Regions from separate parts of the Homo sapiens genome. Here all the other regions are linked to region 1. The links are chromatin contacts, found by Hi-C or POLR2A ChIA-PET in ENCODE. All regions are on one chromosome and are shown on one strand. Each heading gives the region's core, a stretch centred on a gene start or an enhancer-like site at or near the end of the contact. The rest is flanking DNA. Distances are from core to core; before and after follow the strand shown.

Region 1 (2,883 bases), core at 108-2,607:
TGGGAAAAAAAATACTATAACAATGTCAGACTGAGCAGGCACCAGAAAACCAACAGTATTGCAGTACTGTATCTTGTTTACCTAATATGTATTCTTTTAAAAGTTTTTAATGAATCAACAGATTTGTCGGGGTAAATCTACATACAAGATGCTTGACTCCAGAATTTTCTGGGGGAAATTCAGACAAAAGCAAGCAAAAGATGGACTGCACACACAGAAGATGGACTATATGTATTCCAGCTATGATCAAACATCACTTCCACAAAGGTGAGTGTTCAGGAATTCAACAAGGCCAAAATCAGTGATTACATTACTTGTGGAAAGAGTCATTCATACATGGTTTCAAATTGAAAGAGGAAAAGATACATAAGCAATATCCGGAGAAAGTAATATGTCTCCAAGTGAAAAAGAAAACCCCAAAGGAATACAGTTATTTCAGCTGCAACAGTAACCTTCCACTAACACTTTTATTCAGTCGTGTATAAATTTACAACGCACATACACTTCAAAAAAGACTCTACAAGAGATACTTGCACAAGGAAAAGACTAAAAATAGAAAACAAAAAACCATGAAATCTCGGGGGTAGCAAACATACCAAACACCTACAGTTACTATTAAACTGGGTAAACTTGGCTTTGAGTTTCCTAAAAGTTATAGTAAAAAGGAACGTTAAGACGTTTTCATTTTAGAAATTAAGTTATCCTTCACTCTACTGCAGAGAACAAGAACGTCAAGTGCTGTCAGTTTTCCTATTTTGTCAAAATGTCCAAAACGAATTCAACGATGCCTGACTTTCTAAGTTCAATACCATAGAACCGCCATCGCGACAGCTACAAAGTGCATAACAGGTGTTTGCTGAACTGGCTACAAAGACAACCGAGATGCTCTCCCCGGCTCCGCCAGAGTTCGGCTCTCCGGGCCTCCAACCGCCCTTACCGGGCAATGCGAAGTCCAGGGCGGACAGCACAGCCCTGCCAGCACTCCCTGCCCAGCAGAAAGAGACCAAGCAACAAGAACCAGGGGAGAGCAGCTAGGAGCCAGGAGGGAGTTCGCCTTCGCGAATGGAGCGTGCCGAAGCCGCTCCAGCCCAGAGTCTGCTGGCGGCACCGGAACTGGGCAGGGTTGGGGGGCCCCCCATCTGGGCCCGGCCTTAGGTAGGGGGATCTCCTCTGGACCAGCCCCGGGTGGGGGGACTCACCTCGGGACCTGGCTGCCCGCAGGGGCTGACCGCAGGTGGGGGACTCACCTCGGGATCCGGCCCGGTAGGGGGCTCAGCTCGAGACAGCTCCGGGTAGACAGGGGAGGACGGCGGCAGCGGCGGCGGCTGCTGTCCCGGTGCGGCGGAGGCCGCTGTACGGGTCCCGCGTCCCCACCACGTGGGACCGGTACCCGCGCTCCTTCCGCCGGACGCCGGCGGCGCAGCGGGGAGGGGCTGCACGCACGCCAGGCGTCGCCAGCCGAGCGCCGAGGCGCCTCGCCCATTGGCGGAGACGGTTGCGCGTTGGAGGCCCGAGCGGCCCAGCCCGCGGCCCGCTCCGTGTCAGTCAGTCATGGAGCGGCCGCCCAGAGCGGCGGCGGGGGCGGCGGGGCGCGGGGCGCGGGGGCCCAGCTGAGCCGGCCGTCGGAGTGAGACCCTGCGGCAGAGACGACGGAGGCGGAAGCAACCCGATCCCGGAGGCGGCGGCGGCGGGGGGAGCCGGAGCCGCCTGGGATGTTCAGTGAGTGCCGGGAGCACGGGCGGGGAGGGCCGGGAGGGTCGCGAGGCGCGCGCGCGCGCGGGCGGGCGGGGGCCGGGGCGGTGGGGCCTCGGCGGGGCGCGCCTTGGCTCCCGCCGGCGGGCGGTGGGGGTGGGGCGCGGGAGGCGGGGCTGGGGGGCGGCGGGCGGCTCTGCGCGGGCGCGACGGCCGCGCCTCCGCCCTCGGCCTCCCGAGTCCCGGGCTGCGGCCGGCGGCGTGGCCTGCAGTCGGCGGCTACACCTGGACTGGCGTCGCGTTCCTGCGCAGGGGTGGGTCCTGCGGGTTGGATGCCGGGCTCGGGGAGGAGGTGGCGGGCGCCCGCGGGGAAGGTATCCCAGTGCCCGACAGCCAAGCAGGGAGCACGGCTCCACAGCTCCTTTGCATGTAGGGGAAAAGGAAATGTCTTTGCGGCGAAGTCGGGATTCAACTTTGCACATGGTGATCGTGCGTGGGTGGGTGTGGAGTCGATCTCCGCGTGTGACACGGGGGAGCCAGAGTTAGACTAGCTGCTGCAGGAGAGTGCTTACCTGCAAGGGTGTCTCTCGGGGCTCGTTGCCTCATGACAGCAAGGTAAGGTTGGTGCGCCCATGGTGTGGGACGGGTTCACCACCTCCAGCTCGCGAAGCTGCCAGGCTTTTGAAAATGTATTCGATAAGGCGTTGGTCCGAAGTGAGTGGATGGTTAGAAACAGTGGTGTCATTTTAGACTTAGCGGAAGTGGAGTGCAGGAACGCTACATGCAGTTCTCCCATCAGTTGTGAAAGTCGTTGTAATGCGGATCTCGCAGTCTTTGTGGTTCTGGGATCAGAAGGTAAGTGCCAGTCCCATGCAGTGTCTGTCTTAAATTACTGTACCTAAACTGACCTTGCAGATTGGAATCTCGGAATGGTGACTCCTGCTAACAAGCAGTTGGGAGCTGTGCTGAGAGGAACATTAAGTGCGGAGCGTGTCTTATATCAGGCGATTCAAGTGTGCCAACACCTGAGTTGGGGATGTAGGGGAGGACACGGAGGCTGTGCCCCAGTTCCTGGTCACAGCTCTACTTGGAAGGGGGAGTAGGAAAGGGAGTTTTGTGCTTAATAGGTTAAATGCATCTGGCCACATCTTTAAACTTTGGAACAGCATAATGTAGTGGATAGAGCTTGGT
Region 2 (2,883 bases), core at 276-2,775, 1.4 Mb before region 1:
CTCATGCCTGTAACCCCAGCACTTTGGGAGGCCGAGGTGGGTGGATCATTTGAGGTCAGTTCAAGACCAGCCTGGTCAACATGGTGAAACCTGGTCTCTACTAAAAATACAAAAATTAGCCCGGCGTGGTGGTGCAGGCCTGTAATCCCAGCTACTTGGGAGGCTGAGGCAGGAGAATTGCTTGAACTTGGGAGGCAGAGGTTTTAGTGAGCTGAGAGTGCCCCACTGCACTCCAGCCTGGGTGACAGAGGGAAACTCTATCTCAAAAAGAAAGAAAGAAAGAAAAAAAAAACCGAAATAAGATTGCCAGAAATCATGAAAGGCCTATATGAGGTTAATCGTCACAAATTTGTTTTTCCCCAGCAACGTACTGCTGCATGGGTACAGGGACAAGACCAGGCAATATGTTGGATTTAACAAGGGTTGACATTTTGACAAAAGAGGGAAAGTACTTGAGAGAGGAACAGGAAATTGAGGTTGTATGCATCAGAACGTTATGTGGTTGGCAGATTATACAGGTATACACTCAGTTTGTCAATTCTCTTGTATATTACTACAGACCATAATTTACTAAAGAGATTAGAAAATCACAAGATCTGAAATGGGACAAAAATGTACTGTCTATTCTGTGACAGGTTCTTTGCTAATTAATACCCCCAAAGAACCTCCAACTTTGTAGACTCTTTAAACATAAGATTATTCTCTCTGCCGTAAAATAAAGAAGGGAAAGAGTAGCAGGAGACTCCATAGGGCCTTATAAGCCAGTTCAGGGATTCGGGCCTTAACTCTGAGATGGAAAATCATCAGAAAGTTCAAGGTATTCTACGAACACCTTGAAATGAGAATTTTTACTTCCTCACTTTTGGGTTTTGTACCACCAACGTCTAGCATAGTGCTTTGTACACCGTAGACATCCAATAACGACAATTGATGAAACCTTTAAAAAGCATCGTAGGTGAATTCAACATGGGTTGTGGAGGGTAAGGATGGTACCATCTCTCTGTCAAAGGGAGAAGAGCTAGAAGGAAGTAGCTTTGGCATGAACCAAAATGTCAACCTAATTGATCTTTAAATTTCTCTGCAAAATGCCCACATCTACCTCTGTCTGTCGGTCCGGTCCGTTCGCCGGCTTAGGTCATATCACCCAAATATGCCCCAGTATGAGAAAAGCGCTGTCGGGTAGCTGAGTTCTCTATCAGTACAGATATTCATGCAAAGATCCCGGGCGGGAATGTCAACTACCGAACTAAAGACTGTATCAGAGGACCCTGCTCCTCGCGGTCCCCAAATCCCGCCGCGCCATTTTCTTCTCAAGGGCACCCCACACCTGACAACTCACACAGATGGTTATCTTCAGCACACCGTGGTTATAGTCTCGGTACAACTCTTTGGCCTCCTGGTTGCATTCGATGCACCTGTACTGGCAGGAGGCCGAGGCAGCAGTAGGAGTCGCTGCCACCCCATCCACGTTCCCCTTCCCCTGCTGCAGGCCGCTCCGCCCGCCGTTGCCCATTTCCACTCAACTGCAGTCCAGAACTTCCGATTCTGTGGAGGGTAAGACGTCAGACGCCAGACCGGAAGACTTGCGCCGCGCGGGCTTATTGGGATTCGTAGTCCCGGCACCGGCAAGGCGGCCCCGGGCTGGCCGAGCTGGGACTACCATTCCCAGCACACAATGCTTCTCCCCTTGTCCCGCCCCCTTGCCACGGTCCACCTGCCCGCCGTAGGTTAGAGGCGGGGAGGCCTGAGAGCCGGGCAAGGGCTGTCGCGCATGCGCCTTGAGGGAAGATGGCACCTGCCGGCTGCTGCTGCTGCTGCTGCTTCTGGGGCGGCGCTGTGGCCGCCGCGGGCGCCGCCCGGCGTGTCCTGCTGCTGCTGCTGCTGGGGGTCCTGTCCGCCGGGCTGCGGCCAGGCGCCCTGGCCACCGAGCACTACTCGCCGCTCTCCCTGCTCAAGCAGGAGCTGCAGCACCGGCAGCAGCAGGAGGCCCCGGCGGGCGGCGGCGGCTGCAGCCCGCAGTCCGGGGACTGGGGGGACCAGTACTCTGCCGAGTGCGGCGGTGAGTGGGCGGCGGCGGGCGTCCGAGTCGGCCGGGGCGGCGGGGCAGCGGGGCTGGGGTCCCGGGCCGGGGTACGGGTCGCCCGGGCCTCACGCCTCCGGCTGCGGCGCGCGATCCGCGGGAGCCGGCTCGGCCAGGGGTCCTGGCGGGCAGCTTCCCGCCGCTGCCACCCACGCCGCCGCGCGCCCTCCTGCAGCCGCCTTTGGGCAGGGCGGCGAGTCGAGAAATGAGCTGACAGCATGCTCCTGGGGCCAGGGCGGCCTCTCTCCTGAGTCTGAAGCAACTGTTGGAAGGGTGGCGGAGGAGATGGCAGGTGGCCCGGGGCAGCCCTGTTCCCGCCGCCGGCCTCCCGAGGATGCCGAAGGGGCGAGGGAGGGGCGGGCGGACGAGCAACCAGCCCGGCGGCTTGCGGAGCCCGCCCCCGGAGGGAGACGCCTGGCACATCTTAGGCCTGGAAATCAGGCTTCCTGACCTCCCGGGTTAATGTCTCGTATACAACAGTTCCTAAAAATTGGATCCCTGGAATGGAAAAAAAGAGCAAGCCCATCTTATCTGCTCGTTGACATCTTGCTTCCAGTTGTTTAAGATCAACCTGCGATCTGTCAGGTGTCTCCCAGAGGGAAAAAAGGCCCCTGCAGGCCTTGAGCCTGTGTGTCAGTGCCGTGTGTGTATTGGAGCTACGCCAGCTCATTCATTAAGAATGGGCGCTATTGGCTTCAGTTTAATAAATCATAGCAGATGCCTCTGGGACAAAATACGTGTGTACATTTTTTTGTTTTGAAGTTCTGTCGTGGGTCTTTTTACCCATCAATCTCCTCCCTTTC
Region 3 (2,883 bases), core at 1-2,500, 1.2 Mb after region 1:
TTGGGAGGCAGAGGCGGATGGATCACCAGGTCAGAAGATCGAGACTATCCTGGCCAACATGGTGAAACCCCGTCTCTACTAAAAATACAAAAAATTAGCCAGGCGTGGTGGGGCGTGCCTGTAATCCCAGCTACTCGTAAGGCTGAGGCAGGAGAATCGCTTGAACCCAGGAGGCGGAGGTTGCAGTGAGCCCAGATTGCGCCACTGCACGCCAGCCTAGAGACAGAGCGAGACTTCTTCTAGAAAAAAAAAAAAAAAAAAAGAAAGAAAGAAAAAAAAAAGAAATCTCGTCGTGAGTTAATAGCTCTGCGCGGAGGGAGGGGATGGAGAGGGGGTCCTTGATCGCCTCCCAACATTACTGAGCTACATCACCTGAGCAGTTTCTACCCCGATTTCTGTAACGAGCAGTTTTTCTCGTTCTGTGCCGGCGCGCGCGCGCACACACACACACACACACACACACACACGGCTCAGATTCGGCCGCACCCGGCAACCGCTAGGGTGCATGGAGACACATTAGGTTACATAACCCTTCACCGTGTTCGAAACCCTTTCTTGATCGTGTGGGTGGCTCTGAAAAGAGCCTTTGGGTTCAGGACGCCGAGGAACGCCTCACTTGGAGCTGGTGTACTTGGTGACAGCCTTGGTGCCCTCGGACACGGCGTGCTTGGCCAGCTCGCCGGGCAGCAGCAGGCGAACGGCCGTCTGCACTTCGCGGGACGTGATGGTGGAGCGCTTGTTGTAGTGTGCCAGGCGGGAGGCCTCGCTGGCGATGCGCTCGAAGATGTCATTGACGAAGGAGTTCATGATGCCCATGGCCTTGGACGAGATGCCGGTGTCGGGGTGCACCTGCTTCAGCACCTTGTACACGTAGATAGAATAGCTCTCCTTGCGGCCGCGCTTGCGCTTCTTGCCGTCCTTCTTCTGTGCCTTGGTGACAGCCTTTTTAGAACCCTTCTTGGGCGCAGGAGCCGATTTGGACGGGTCTGGCATGATGGCTGAGTCTCTCCAAACAGAAACGCGCGGCGCTCGGAGTAACTCTATTTGTACGTTTTGTATTCAAATGAAGGCTCAGGATTTGCTCACTTCTGATTGGATCAAACGTTGTTCTACGTCATCGCTGGGAAAGGAATACGCAAATTAGGAGTGCCAGGTTCTTTTTCTGATTGGCTACCATAGCCATCCAATCGAACGCCGCGGTCTAGCCTACCTCTGTACCATACATAAGGGCTCGCTGGCCTTCACTGCCCTCTTGTTTTTAGTCTCGCTTTTCGGTTGCCGTTGTCTTTTTTCCTTGACTCGGAAATGTCCGGTCGTGGTAAGCAGGGTGGCAAGGCGCGCGCCAAGGCTAAGTCGCGCTCGTCGCGCGCGGGGCTGCAGTTCCCCGTGGGCCGCGTGCACCGGTTGCTCCGCAAGGGCAACTATTCGGAGCGCGTGGGCGCCGGCGCCCCGGTCTATCTGGCCGCGGTGCTCGAGTACTTGACTGCCGAGATCCTGGAGCTTGCCGGCAACGCGGCGCGCGACAACAAGAAGACGCGCATCATCCCGCGCCACCTGCAGCTGGCCATCCGCAACGACGAGGAGCTCAACAAGCTGCTGGGCCGCGTGACCATCGCGCAGGGTGGCGTCCTGCCCAACATCCAGGCCGTACTGCTGCCCAAGAAGACGGAGAGCCACCACAAGGCCAAGGGCAAGTGAGGCCGCCCGCCGCCCCCGGGGCCCCTTTGATGGACATAAAGGCTCTTTTCAGAGCCACCTACTATCTCGAGAAAAGAGCCGCACTGATCCTGCAGTTCTTTATAGGCCGGAGGCCTGATCACCCTAGGCTCATGAATGAGCGCAGTGGCCATGGGGAAGGGCGCAACGGGAACCGAGACCCTGGGGACTGATTGGGCTGCATACTTGCGAGGTGGGCAACGTGTTCTGTTAACAACAGGGAACCCTCGTCCACAGGTGGCCACCCCTTGCTCTTGAGTCCCACCCAAAACCTCTAGTAGGGTTTTAATAACGCTCACCGTAAAGGTGTCTTCATAATTACTAGTGACAAGTTCTCTTGACTCTAGCAAGGTTCCCGTGTGGTCATCAAGTACAGAATGCAATTTCTTAATGATTTATCTGATATTAAAAGTATTTATGATCTCTAAGTAGTTTGCACTTTAATTCTGAAGAGTAAGTCTATGGATTTCTATTTAAATTGCTAAGTTTTAACAATGTGAGCTCCACCAGTGTTAAGATTTAATTTATTTGGCTGGGAATTCTAAAGGTCATGAGGAAAGTTTCAGTACTTAAAAGGAACCAGATTAGTAGATGCTGAAAGGTATAAACCTTTTAAGAAGACTTAATTTGGAATAGGATAATTATTTAAAGGAATTTAGTTTGTTTAATTCGGGTTGGTCAAACATTAATCAAAGATCCCCTTAAATTGATTGCTAAAATTGGAGAACAAAATAATTTGTACACTGTTTTTGAAAAGGAAAACTAAATTTGCGAGTTAAGCAAATTTAAAATGAGTATTGTTAGAACCAGATGAATGATGATACATGTGGACTTTAGGAAAATAACGGTTTGTAACTACATTTTTCCTTATAAAATGGAGGGTTTAAGAGCGTCGGAGACCTCCAGGCAAATTAACTGAAATGGCTGTGTTAATAGCCCCTAAATCCTGGAGGAGAGAGGTTCATTGATTTAATCCACGATAATCCCTTAAAAAATGTTTGCCACAAAATCAGAGCTCAGAAAGTGTTATTCTTCTGTTGTTATCTGTACAGTTTTCATTAATCTATTTCTCAAAATATGGATAATTCCTACTTTGTTTTTATTTTTTCTTTAATCCCCAAAGTGCTAGTATTTAGTTAATTGACACCTAACAATTGCATATTATAT

The links. Hi-C counts contacts between places; a loop is a spot of excess contacts on that map. ChIA-PET counts read pairs that join two places held with the same protein, here RNA polymerase II (POLR2A). Pooled maps may share reads with other maps.
Region 2: a map of B cell shows a loop between it and region 1 (17-fold over the local background). The contact joins the promoter of ARV1 here to the promoter of URB2 in region 1. A Hi-C loop is called at or near these places in 1 of 168 maps with a recorded cell type or tissue (B cell), 2 of 37 single-sample maps with no recorded cell type and 10 of 50 pooled maps.
Region 3: a map of naive thymus-derived CD4-positive, alpha-beta T cell shows a loop between it and region 1 (9-fold over the local background). The contact joins the promoter of H2AC25 here to the promoter of URB2 in region 1. A Hi-C loop is called at or near these places in 1 of 168 maps with a recorded cell type or tissue (naive thymus-derived CD4-positive, alpha-beta T cell) and 7 of 50 pooled maps. POLR2A ChIA-PET finds 5 or more read pairs at or near these places in 1 of 52 experiments (GM10248).

Annotation. Positions count from the first base shown.
Region 1 is chr1:229,624,721-229,627,603 of GRCh38, reverse strand. It overlaps URB2 (URB2 ribosome biogenesis homolog), which reads right to left and starts at 1,357. Exons shown (of 10, transcript NM_014777.4): 1 at 1,248-1,357. TAF5L (TATA-box binding protein associated factor 5 like) reads left to right here and starts at 1,482. Exons shown (of 5, transcript NM_014409.4): 1 at 1,482-1,719. RefSeq lists enhancers at 784-863, 2,524-2,573 and silencers at 1,054-1,753, 1,844-2,033.
Region 2 is chr1:230,977,736-230,980,618 of GRCh38, reverse strand. ARV1 (ARV1 fatty acid homeostasis modulator) reads right to left here and starts at 1,525. Exons shown (of 6, transcript NM_022786.3): 1 at 1,340-1,525. The coding sequence starts at 1,513. TTC13 (tetratricopeptide repeat domain 13) reads left to right here and starts at 1,758. Exons shown (of 23, transcript NM_024525.5): 1 at 1,758-2,059. The coding sequence starts at 1,789. RefSeq lists an enhancer at 1,294-1,593 and silencers at 1,874-2,133, 2,154-2,443.
Region 3 is chr1:228,456,240-228,459,122 of GRCh38, reverse strand. It overlaps H2AC25 (H2A clustered histone 25), which reads left to right and starts at 1,250. Exons shown (of 1, transcript NM_033445.3): 1 at 1,250-1,759. The coding sequence starts at 1,306. The coding sequence ends at 1,698. It overlaps H2BC26 (H2B clustered histone 26), which reads right to left and starts at 1,020. Exons shown (of 1, transcript NM_175055.3): 1 at 565-1,020. The coding sequence starts at 993. The coding sequence ends at 613. RefSeq lists enhancers at 1-540, 541-1,127.